Regions from separate parts of the Homo sapiens genome. Here region 1 is linked to region 2. A link is a loop called in an ENCODE intact Hi-C map of the cell type or tissue named here. Cell type or tissue: B cell. All regions are shown on one strand. Each heading gives the region's core, and the rest is flanking DNA. Links, peaks and the distances in the headings are about the cores only.

Region 1 (5,380 bases), core at 108-5,107, 110 kb after region 2:
TAATTAAGTACTATCCTAATTGGAGACGGAAATGAACGTAGGAACCTAATGGCTGTTTTTCCTGCTGATGAGACAGTATCAGAACTAAAATTTCACTACAGAGGACATTTTACTCCAAACTGTTGAAGACAGTGCTTTCTCGTTCACAGAAGAGGCTTTTCTAGCGGCACGAAAGAATTTGGAAGCGGCAGTGTTACGGTAAAAAACCGACAAGGTGCCTGATGAAGAGGATTTTTATTTCCACTAGGTGGTGCTGTTGGCTTAGCACTACCATGTGCTCGCCAGAGAGGATAGAGAGTAACAGTTACTGCCTGTGGCATTTGCCGATCTTCCCTAACAGGAGTGTTTCCCTGAACTGTAAAACTTCCCGCAAATTGCACACACAGAGAGAGAGGACAGGAGACATAGTGACCACGGATACAAAGGAAAGGAAAATTTTGCAACGGGTTAGCTGGAGATCCATTACCAACACCTGGACAGGCTGTCGGAGGCTGCGTTCAGTCCAGAAGCCTTTGAATAACACCAGGGTGTGCCCTGGCCAGAAATTTTCAGTTGCCCCAAGACTTTCCCAGCCTCATGCGATGGTGAAGTTCTCCATGAAAGGAAACTGGTATGAAGAGATTCTTGAGATTAAAGAACAGATTTGACGTTTGCTCTATACTCACCACTCCGATGTTTCTATCTTCCATTCTGATTTGGATCCCGGATGAGCTCCCAAAATGAAACAGCTCCACTGTCTAGGGTATATACCCTGGTTCTTTACCATAGCCGAAAAGAATTCACAGCACGGACACACACAAGGAGTGGGTTTAGGAGCGGAAAGTTTAATAGAAAAGAGGAGTGAGAGGAAAAGCTTCCTAATGCTGATAAGGCAGGTCACCCAAGAGAGGGTCTCCTGTTTCTGGTGGAAAGCAATTGGTTTTGTACAGAGGCTTGAGGAGGCAGTGATTGATTTACATAGGGCTCAGGGGATTGGTTTGACCAGGTGTGTCATTTACATAACCTGCAAAAAGACTGGCCTTCCCACCCTAGTATTTTATTATACAAATGCGGCCTCCACCTGGTGGCGGCCATGATACCTGTACACGTGCTTTAACCTGGAGGCTGCCTTGACACCTGTAAACGTAGAAGGGAAAGAGGGTGAGAATAGCCATATTGAATTACCTGACTTCCAGGAACAGCTGCCAGCATTTACATAAAAGCTTCTAGTTTGCATATCTATGCCTGAGTTTTCAGGCTGCTTTCTGTTAGAGAAAAAATGGCTTGGGGCTGCTTTTTATTAAAGGAAAATTCCACCCAGAACTTTTACCCTTTTTAGCTGCCTAAAAATAATCTCTTAATAACTCGTGTATTAATTTGGCCAAGAGAGAAATCCCGTGAAGGAGACCAAAAAGCACCAGTGAGCCTCTCACTAAACAAGGACCTTTGTCCTAGAGAAAGAGGAAAGAATGAAGGGGGAGGAGGAGGAGGCTCAGGAGGTCACACCATTGATCCCTCTGTTCCTGGGAAAGTGAAAGGAAGGTCATCTGATAAGAGGGAGAAGATGCACACATTGAGTAAGGATGAGGAGAGTGACATGGGTTTAGGAAAGTTGCTGGCGTAATTGGTTGAGAGAGGTGTCCAAATAAAAGTAATACAATTTGCAAAATCTGTCACTAAGACTTCATAGAGGCCCAAATCAGCGACATGGCAGCATTTTCTTTCATGGTAATCAGCTGCCAGATTGCAGAGACCCCCTGATGCCAGACTAAGGAGTGTGGATTTCTCCTCTAGGCCAGCAGGTCCCCAACCTCACTGCTCAGAAGACTCTCCTTGAGATCCTCTGTGAAGCAAAGATTCCCCCAGACTCACTGCCTAGAGATTCAGATTCCCTAGGTGGGGAGGTCTGGAGATCTGTGTTTTTAATCAGCTCCCAAGTGATTCCCATGTAACCAGATAAGTGTCAGAACACTGAAGATTTTTGAAAATCTTCAGAAATCTTAAAATGACAAGGCTGGAGGCCGGGCGCGGTGGCTCACGCCTGTAATCCCAGCACTTTGGGAGGCCGAGGCGGGTGGATCATGAGGTCAGGAGATCGAGACCATCCTGGCTAACAAGGTGAAACCCCGTCTCTACTAAAAATACAAAAAATTAGCCGGGCGCGGTGGCGGGCGCCTGTAGTCCCAGCTACTCGGGAGGCTGAGGCAGGAGAATGGCGTGAGCCCGGGAGGCGGAGCTTGCAGTGAGCCGAGATTGCGCCACTGCAGTCCGCAGTCCGGCCTGGGCGACAGAGCGAGACTCCGTCTCAAAAAAAAAAAAAAAAAAAAAAAAAAAAAATGACAAGGCTGGAAATCTGTTTTCAGAAGACTGTGAAGTCAGTTGGAGAGAGCAGGAACCAGAGGCAGGGAGATGAGATAAGAAACTGCTATTATTGTCCAGGGAAATCATAATAAGGGCATGAATTAGAATAAAGAAAAACACAGGGGTAGGGGAGACGGAGGAAAGAGGAGGATAGAAGTTCTGGCCATTCCAGTGTGGATGCCCACCCAAATCTAGAATTAACTGAGCAAAGGCAACTAGAACAAACAGGAATCCTTGCCTTGGTGAAATATATTTGAACTGGGTCAGAAATGAGGCCACTGGGTATCAAGCCTTAGCTGCAGCGCCCCCTGGAGGTCTCTGATGTGCTCCAGGCTGACCAGCTCCCGTCAAAGAAGATGGAGCAAAGTGCTTCTCATGGAATGTTCTGGGACCTTAAAACAGACAACCATATATCCCATGACTTTCATGCTTCCCAGGACACCTATGGGGAAGAAGTTCCACTTAATCTACAGTTGGGATTCAGACATGGGCTGACCAGTCTGATGGATGTTGAGTTTATGGAGGTGGTTGAAGTAGAACGAGAGCCAAGTGCCTCTGAAATAAAATCACATCGAGGGAAGAGGCTGTGAATGTGAATAATCCTGGACACAAGGCAAAAATGCCATAGGGAGTAAGGGTTGGGGGTTAGTTAAAGACTGTTCATTTACCTGGCCCAGGCCCATGTCAGTGTATTTGTGTTCTCAAGAACAGAGTAAATAAGGACCTAGAAGCTCTGATTTGGAACATTCCTGTAATTGAGCTGTTCTCTAGGGGCAGTTGGCCCTTTTCTGCCTTCTGTGGAGGAAAAGGGTACTAGTGGCTGAGGTCCAAAGGAAAAGCTGCAGGTGGTAGCGTGGAAATTGATCTGTAAGCGGCAGAAAAAGAGGGGGCAAAAATAGAGAGGTGCCAAGGCACAGCCAACACCTGGTTATCTGAGAACCTCAATGGATGTGACAACACAGTGCAGAGGAGGAACTTAGGGAAAAGGATGGGATTTCTACTATTTAAGCATGTAGGGGCTCAGGATATTATGTAAATAGGACGATTTTGAGTGTTTGTAGGCGAGGCCAAAAAATCCATAGGTTACTTGCAGAATAAGTCACGTCAAGCTCACTTTATTTTCTTGATATATTTATGAAATATAGTTATTGGATTAATAGACCATGAGAATGTTGTTTATATATATATTAATTTCAAGAAATCATTTGAGCAAATTTTTCATCTTTTGCATCAGGATAGAGCACTCAAAAGATAAGGTAGTGTCGCTGCTGATTAAATATTCTTTGTCCAAAGGCTGTTAATCAGTGGCTGATAGATAAGATTTCTTTTAAATGTGCTACAAACTGGTAAGTTTGTGTGCCTCCTATTCTTCTCAATACTATTTCTATAGTTTCAATACTCCCCTTATCTGCTGACCTAATCACATCATTCCTACTTTTTTTTTTTTTTTTTTTTTTTTTTTTGAGATGGAGTTTCACTCTTGTTGTCCAGGCTGGAGTGCAATGGTGGGATCTTAGCTCATGCAACCTCTGCCTCCGGGGTTCAAGCGATTCTCCTGCCTCAGCCTCCTGAGTAGCTGGGATTACAGGCATGCACCACCACACCCAGCTAATTTTGTATTTTTAGTAGAGACAGGGTTTCTCCATGTTAGTCAGGCTGGTCTCGAACCACCTGCCTCAGCCTCCCAAAGTGCTGGGATTACAGGTGTAAGCCACTGCGCCTGGCCATCATTCCTATTTTCAACATCTAGAAATCAATTCCATAATGAGCATGTCTAAGAAATAATAATCTCAAATGCTATTCCACTTTTCCACTTCGCCACTCCTAGTCCAGCCTAGGGTGAACATCTCCCCTCCAAGAAGGAGCCCCAGCAGCACCACGACCTGCTTGTCTACCACGTGACAGATTTCTACCCAGACAGCATTCAAGTCCGATGCTTCCTGAATGGACAGGAGGAAACAGCTGGGGTCGTGTCCACCAACCTGATCCGTAATGGAGACTGGACCTTCCAGATCCTGGAGATGCTGGAAATGACCCCCCAGCAGGGAAACATCTACACCTGCCAAGTGGAGCACCCCAGCCTGGACAGTCCTGTCACCGTGGAGTGGAGTGAGGGTCTGATGACCCTCTAGACTCCACCTCTGAAGAGCAGGGGACTCTCTGGCTCTGGGGTCCACTCATCTGGTTTTATGTGTCTATACCCTGGGACCATGTCCGACCCCATTTTTCTTCTATAGAAGACACTGAGTGTAGTTTTAACCTGGGGACAATGGAGACTTGCCTGCCCCCGGCCTAGGAGGTCCTAAGGATTCATAGTTCCTCTCCTTGTCCAAGAATCTAGGGATGCAGACACCTTCCTGAACTGACGTTACACATGGGAACTGTTGTCTTCCTTCAGCCTTTTAGCTTATTCTAAGTTATTTTGAGAGGCAACTAATTGAATCTGAATTTGTCTGTTGTTGAGGTCACACCCTCTGTTCTAGAATTGAGAGAGTGACTGTTTCTCAGTTTCCTGTCATGCAAGGTGTATTCCCCTCGCTCTCCTCGTGCCAATATTCTGCATCAGGCTGCAGGATCTCAGACAGGACATGAGCAGGGGTGCAGCTGCTGGAGGTGACTCTGAACCTGAGCCTGTTCTTCCTAGAGGCACAGTCTGATTCTGTGCAGAGCAAGATGCTGACAGGAGCCAGGGGCTTCATGCTGGGGCTCATCATCTGTGGAGTGGACATCTTCACGCACAGAAGGAGGAAGAAAGGTGAGAAATCCTGTGAGGTGACCGATACCCACCTTTCTCCTGACTTGCTCACCCTTCTTCCATGATGAGGGGCTGAGACAAAAAAGCAATGCCAGAGAGCTTGCTGAAATCACATAGTCAGGAAACAAAGACAGCTTCTAAGGAGAGAGGAATCCCAGCCTGGCATCTTAATGCAGCCAGATGCATGAGGTCCCAGTTACTCAGGCTCCTGCAGAGCGTCCATTGAGTGATGGACAATGGAAGTATGATGGAAACGTTTCTCTAATTGTCTGAGGTGGTTTCAGT
Region 2 (5,380 bases), core at 189-5,188:
GGCTATTTTTTTTTTTTTTTTGTATTTTAGTAGAGACGGGGTTTCACCGTGTTGCCCAGGCTTATCCTCCTGAGCTCAGGCAATCTGCCTGGCTCGGCCTCACAAACTGCTAGGATTACAGGCGTGAGCCATCACACCCGGCCAAGTTTTCTTTTTTAATCTTCATTGCCTTTTTTTTTTTTTAAGTGTTACCGATACCTTCTCCATCTTCCCTCTGACTGGATAAGAACTTTAGCATGCTTTCAAATTTATTCACATATTTTCTCCTTCACCAAATTATTTGGTCAACATTACTTTTCATATCTTTTGGCACCTTCTAGAATGCGTTCTCTGATTAGAATTCTTCTTCCAAAAACTTTCAGATGTGGGAATTTGCATAGCAAACCTTCTAAAGTCTTGTATGCTTGATAATTTTTTAAAATTATACCAGCACTTTTGAATAAAGTTTAGCTGTGTATTACATACTATTTGAAGTATTTTCCCCTTTAATATTCTAAATAACATCATTCCAAATTTTTTTTTTTGCATCCAATGTCACAGTTAGAAAATCCCATGTCAGTCTTTCATGCTGGAATCTTCTAGAATTTTCTCATTGTCTTTGATATTTTTAAATTTTGCTAGTGTGTCTAGAGTGGGTTTTTCCTTCTCTCTGTAAGACATTATGGATCTTCTCTATCTTTTAATTCTGGGAATTCATCTTTTTATTTCTTTAACTATTTTTCTCCTCTATTTTTTGTCTTTGTGAAACTCATATAATCTATATTTGGATAATTCTCTCCTCCTTTTCCCCTGACTTTTCTATTGATGACTTCTCAATTCTTCCCTCTTTTGTTCTGAACTAGCTCCTCAGTGTAGTCCTCCATCTTTCTGTTTTGTTTTTCAGTTGCATCTCTCCCACTATTTATCCCATTAATGTGGCTTTTACTTTGACTATTATATATATTTTTTACACCTAGAACTTCTAGGTGTTTTCCCTATATTCTCTATTTTTTCATATTATAATAGCTTCTGACTTTTAAAGTGCACTTTTAATGCTCATTTTAAGCGGCTGGTCTATATTTTCTACCACTTCTTTCAAGGACATAGATGGTCCTGTTTGCTGTTTTTCTTTTGAGGTGTCGGCACTCCCTAAAGGTATTATTTTGACCCACTAGTGGCCATCTGTGTTGGTGTCATGTGTGTAAAGAGAAAGGAGGGCCAGCTGGAGTCCTAGGCCAGCGCAAAACCATAGTCACTACCCTTTGGGTGTCACTTCAGGTCAGGACTTCAGGGTGGGAGCACTAGGAGGCGTAGGGAGCACTGATAGCTGGGGTGGCAGAGGAGGCAATGACTAGGGCAGTCCCCAGCTCCTCCCACTCCAGCAGGATTTCAGCTTGGATTTTCTCACCCACCCCTCAACAGCTGGACAGGCAATCAGGATCTTGCCATCGTTTTTTGCAGCAGGGAGCAGGCAGTGATTGCTCAAGGCCAACACCGGGGAGGCAAGAGCAGAAGGTTCCAGGAACCTTCTCATAGCCACAGCCAGCAAGCAACCCAGTTCAGAACACCTTTCAGTCTCACCAGGGCTTCCTCATTATTTGTTTTCTTGGAATGTATATGTATGGTCCACATTCCCTCCTAGATGGAAAGGGCCTGTAAGAAGGGATCATGGATGATTGAATCTTTGTTACACAATCTTCCTTTTCCCCCTAAACGCTAGCACGTTATTAAATAAATAAGTCAATGATAACAAATAAAAGTGAATAAAGTGGATAACCCTGACTCTAGGGAGAGGTACTGTTATTGGGACTAGAGTCTAATAATGAGGCAAACACAGATTCGACAAAAACTTACTAAAGTGTCCTTTAAAAATGACACAAATCCAGTTGTTCTAAATTGTCTAAAATGCTGACTTTGAGGTAAAGTTGTATCTGTCATGTTCTTTGGAGCATGACAAGTTCAGGTAGGTGTTGGGGGATATTCTTCATTAAATACATGTTTATAGGACACCTGATGTGACTTAGGCACTGTGTGCTGCTCTGGGAGCACAGAAGAGCAGGACATGATCCCCTTCCTCAAGGACTGTGCTGTCCTGTGCAGTAGCCACAAGCCACCTGTAGCTATTAAGCCAAAAAAAACTCTAAGTATAAAATGCCCTGGGATTTGAAGACTTAATTAAATGTATATACATAATCTCAGTAATTTCTATATTAATTAATGTTCAGTTTGCAATTTTTTGTATATTTGCGGTTTAAAATATGTATTAGATTAATCTCACCTGTTTCTTATTGCTTTTTAAATGTAGCTACTAGAAAATTTGAAATTGAATTAAGAGGCTCCCATTATATTTCTACTGGACAGCGCTGCTCTGGGTGCTCTTGGTTGGCTACCAGTTGGCCACTGGCTCCTTTTCTGAGATTTTTACATTTAAGTAGCCAGCTTGCCAGAGTCTTCAAGTCCTTTCCTGTTACTACCTAGATATTCCACCAGAGGGCGACCTTACCATTGAATTTTTCCATTCTGGACCTTAGATCTGACTGTTTGCTGGTGCATCGCTCTGTTTTAATCTATTTTGCTTTAAGTGCCGTGCTAGGCTTTGGGACCACAATTATGGTTCCTGCCAACAAGAATGGCTGTCTTGGAAGTCTGTACACAGAACTAAATACGTGGTGGAAAAAGGAGAAGGTCTATTAATGTGCAATATAAATGTTCATGTGGCCTGCAACTTTCTGGGGCAATCCTTTCCCTAGTAATTAAGCAGTTTCAAGTGCCTGTCTAATTGCAGGAATTCAAATGGCTCACTGCTGTCACCAGAATGTCTGATAATTCCTGGACAGAGAAGTGATGCAAATGTGTGCTTACGTATGGAGTTGATGGCATCTCCTGCACCAGCCTCCTGCCCTGGGCAGACTGTTGTGGTCATTTGGGGGCAGCTCCCCAGCACAGCAGATTTCTTGCTGGCCATCACTTTTCAAACTCTGGACTTCTGCCCTTTGGCTGGGAACTGCTCACTTCCCTTAGAACTTTCCCCTCCCGTCTCCTGACTTCTCTAAATGCCAGAGTTCCAACCTCTGTCTCCTGGGAAATTCTAAGCTAAAATCACTCTTCCTTTATATCTGCAGATAGTTTGAAATTTATACATCAAAAAAAGTAACTTTAAAAATATATAACTGGTCTCATTACACTCTGGAGCAACAATTCCAAATGATGGTAGGAAAACCCCAAAATTGGCCATCGAAAGGCATAGATACAGCCCTTCCTGTTTAAAAGAGGTATTTTTGAAAAACTTCAAATGTCTTCTGGGAAAGGCACAATCTTTCACGGTTTCTTCTCTTCCCCCTCTCCCTCCCCCTTTTGGGAATGACATCCTGGGGCAGAGGATGAACTTACAGAGCGTGCTGGCTGTGGGAAGCTGGGTCTAGGTGGCATTTTTTCTCTTTTCTGATGGTTCTCTGCCCCCAGTTCCTTGGCCTGTCCCCATCGCTCGCCAACATTTCCGTGGCTGGTCTAATCTGCGATCGATTATCCCTGACGAAGGCAGTGGGGCTCAGCCACCTTGCCTGCTGGTGGCCCCAGCGTGGCTCTGCTACTACTCACATCCTTCCAGTTTGGCGAGGCTGCAGCCTGATCCTGGGCCCGTGTGTTCTGGGCTGTGGCCCCTGGCTCCAGGCCAGTTCAAGCCTCTCCATGACCATCCTGAACACCAATTTACTGCACGTCAACTCACTAAAATCAACCCATCAACTAATCAGAAATTAATACATCAAATCATCAATTCCCCAATTTTATCAATTTGCCAAAAACTTGACTTTAAAGTTTTGTCCTTTTATATTGAATTTAATGGTTTTTACAACTTTTGAAGACTTCTGAAAATGTTGGTTAATTTGCCTTTCCTTTTGTTTTCATAGTAGCTTATAAGTAATATTCGATTTGTCAGATGTTGGTGATACAGGGAGAAGATGACAATGGTGACAGAGTGTTTTTCATCTTCCCAAGTGTCCTCACAAAAACAGAGAGTGCAATTGGGATAGCAAAGGAAAATATCCACAGGCAGTGTCTCTTTATCAGACCAGGGATATCCCTAGAAGATCCCGTGAGACTCTAGAATGTGTGTGGGTAGATCCAAGCTGTAGATCCAAGGTAGATCCTGTGGGCTCTAGTGCCATGTGGAGGTAGCAGAGGGTTGAGAGGAGAGGGTTCTGGTGTTTCTAAGATCTCAGGAACACAGAAGTGGCCAGTGAGTGCCCACCTCCCAAAAGAGGTGATCTCAGTCTAGAATGAATCCCCAGCAGAGAGCTCTAAGGACCTAGACTTTTGTAAATTTAGAAACTCCCTTTTCTCTTACCAATGTCTAATTTTTAAGACTATGACTTTGATATAGCTGTCAATATTCTGTTTTGGAATATTGTTTGCTTTTGGTCTTCTGTGATAAAAATCCAAATTTTCCCCTGGGTGAATAGGCATAAGGTCACATCTAAAGAAGTGCAAAAGGAAAACATTAAGACCTCTAGTAAATTAATGTTTTTATAATAACATATATCTCCATATGCTTCACAGAAACATGTAACTTCTGTCTATACAAGCTTTGGGTATTTCATTTATAATGAAATGGCGCATTAACGTGTTTTTCTAAATCAAAAGTCAATTTCCTCCTTGAGATTAATTACATCTCCAGAATATGAAAGCAGCTTCTGACACTATGTATTTGAAATAGCAATTTCCCATGTTTGCTATAACAACAATAAATAAATTGTTGTGTAATACACAAAAGGGAATTCTTAATTCTGCCCTAGGTAGGAGAAGCTAGAGAGAAGATGACGTTTGAACTGTGCCTTGGAGGATAAATACAAGTCTACTGATGCGGAGAAGAGGATGAGAGCCTTGCAAGGAGAGAAGATGGCCTGGGCAAAGGCACAGAGGCCTCAAAGTATATGGTGGGCAGGGGACTGCTGCATGGCCAAGTAAACGAGGAGCCGGAGGAGACGAGGCTTAGGAAACAGGCTGGTGTCAAATTGTGAAAGCCGCAGATGTCCTGCTAAGTAATAGGGTTGTGCCTTATCTATGATTAATGGCAAGCAGGCACAGTTTTTGCCTTGGAGCCCGGTGAAAGCAGGATTGACTTGAATTGATAGAAAGAGAAAAGAGGCAGCAAACCATTTAATTGATTGACTGATCAATTAATTAATTACCCGAGTCTCCTTGTGAAAGTTCCAAACCTTCTCACTCTCCTCTCACTCCACATTCAGTTCTACATAGCAGCAGGAATTCCTTGGCTCTTACTTCATCAAGAAAATTGGTCAGGCACACCCTTCATCAGCGACATTCTGACCATTTGGAGACCCTGGTTTCTCTTTCTTCTTCTTCCTGAAGTCTCAGAGGCTGGGGCTCTTCCTGCTCCAGG

The links. A loop is a pair of places that touch in the nucleus more often than their neighbours do. Peaks named below come from ENCODE experiments on the same cell type or tissue, not always from the same donor. Only the 100,000 strongest peaks of a DNase experiment are listed, where the experiment ranks them.
Region 1: a loop joins it to region 2, with 10 times the contacts of the local background. A loop is called at or near these places in 6 of 110 quality-filtered maps.

The regions. Positions count from the first base shown.
Region 1 is chr6:33,123,650-33,129,029 of GRCh38, forward strand. It overlaps the pseudogene HLA-DPB2. Among named protein-coding and RNA genes, the nearest start is that of HCG24, 17 kb to the right of the region's middle. In B cell, for the core only: CTCF peaks have their summits at 285 (motif pointing right), 2,649 (motif pointing left) and 2,854; DNase peaks (open chromatin) are centred at 252 and 2,642.
Region 2 is chr6:33,012,477-33,017,856 of GRCh38, forward strand. No RefSeq gene overlaps it. Among named protein-coding and RNA genes, the nearest start is that of HLA-DOA, 5.6 kb to the left of the region's middle. In B cell, for the core only: CTCF peaks have their summits at 2,456 (motif pointing right) and 2,657; a DNase peak (open chromatin) is centred at 2,485; H3K4me3 peaks cover 1,416 bases; H3K27ac peaks cover 2,659 bases.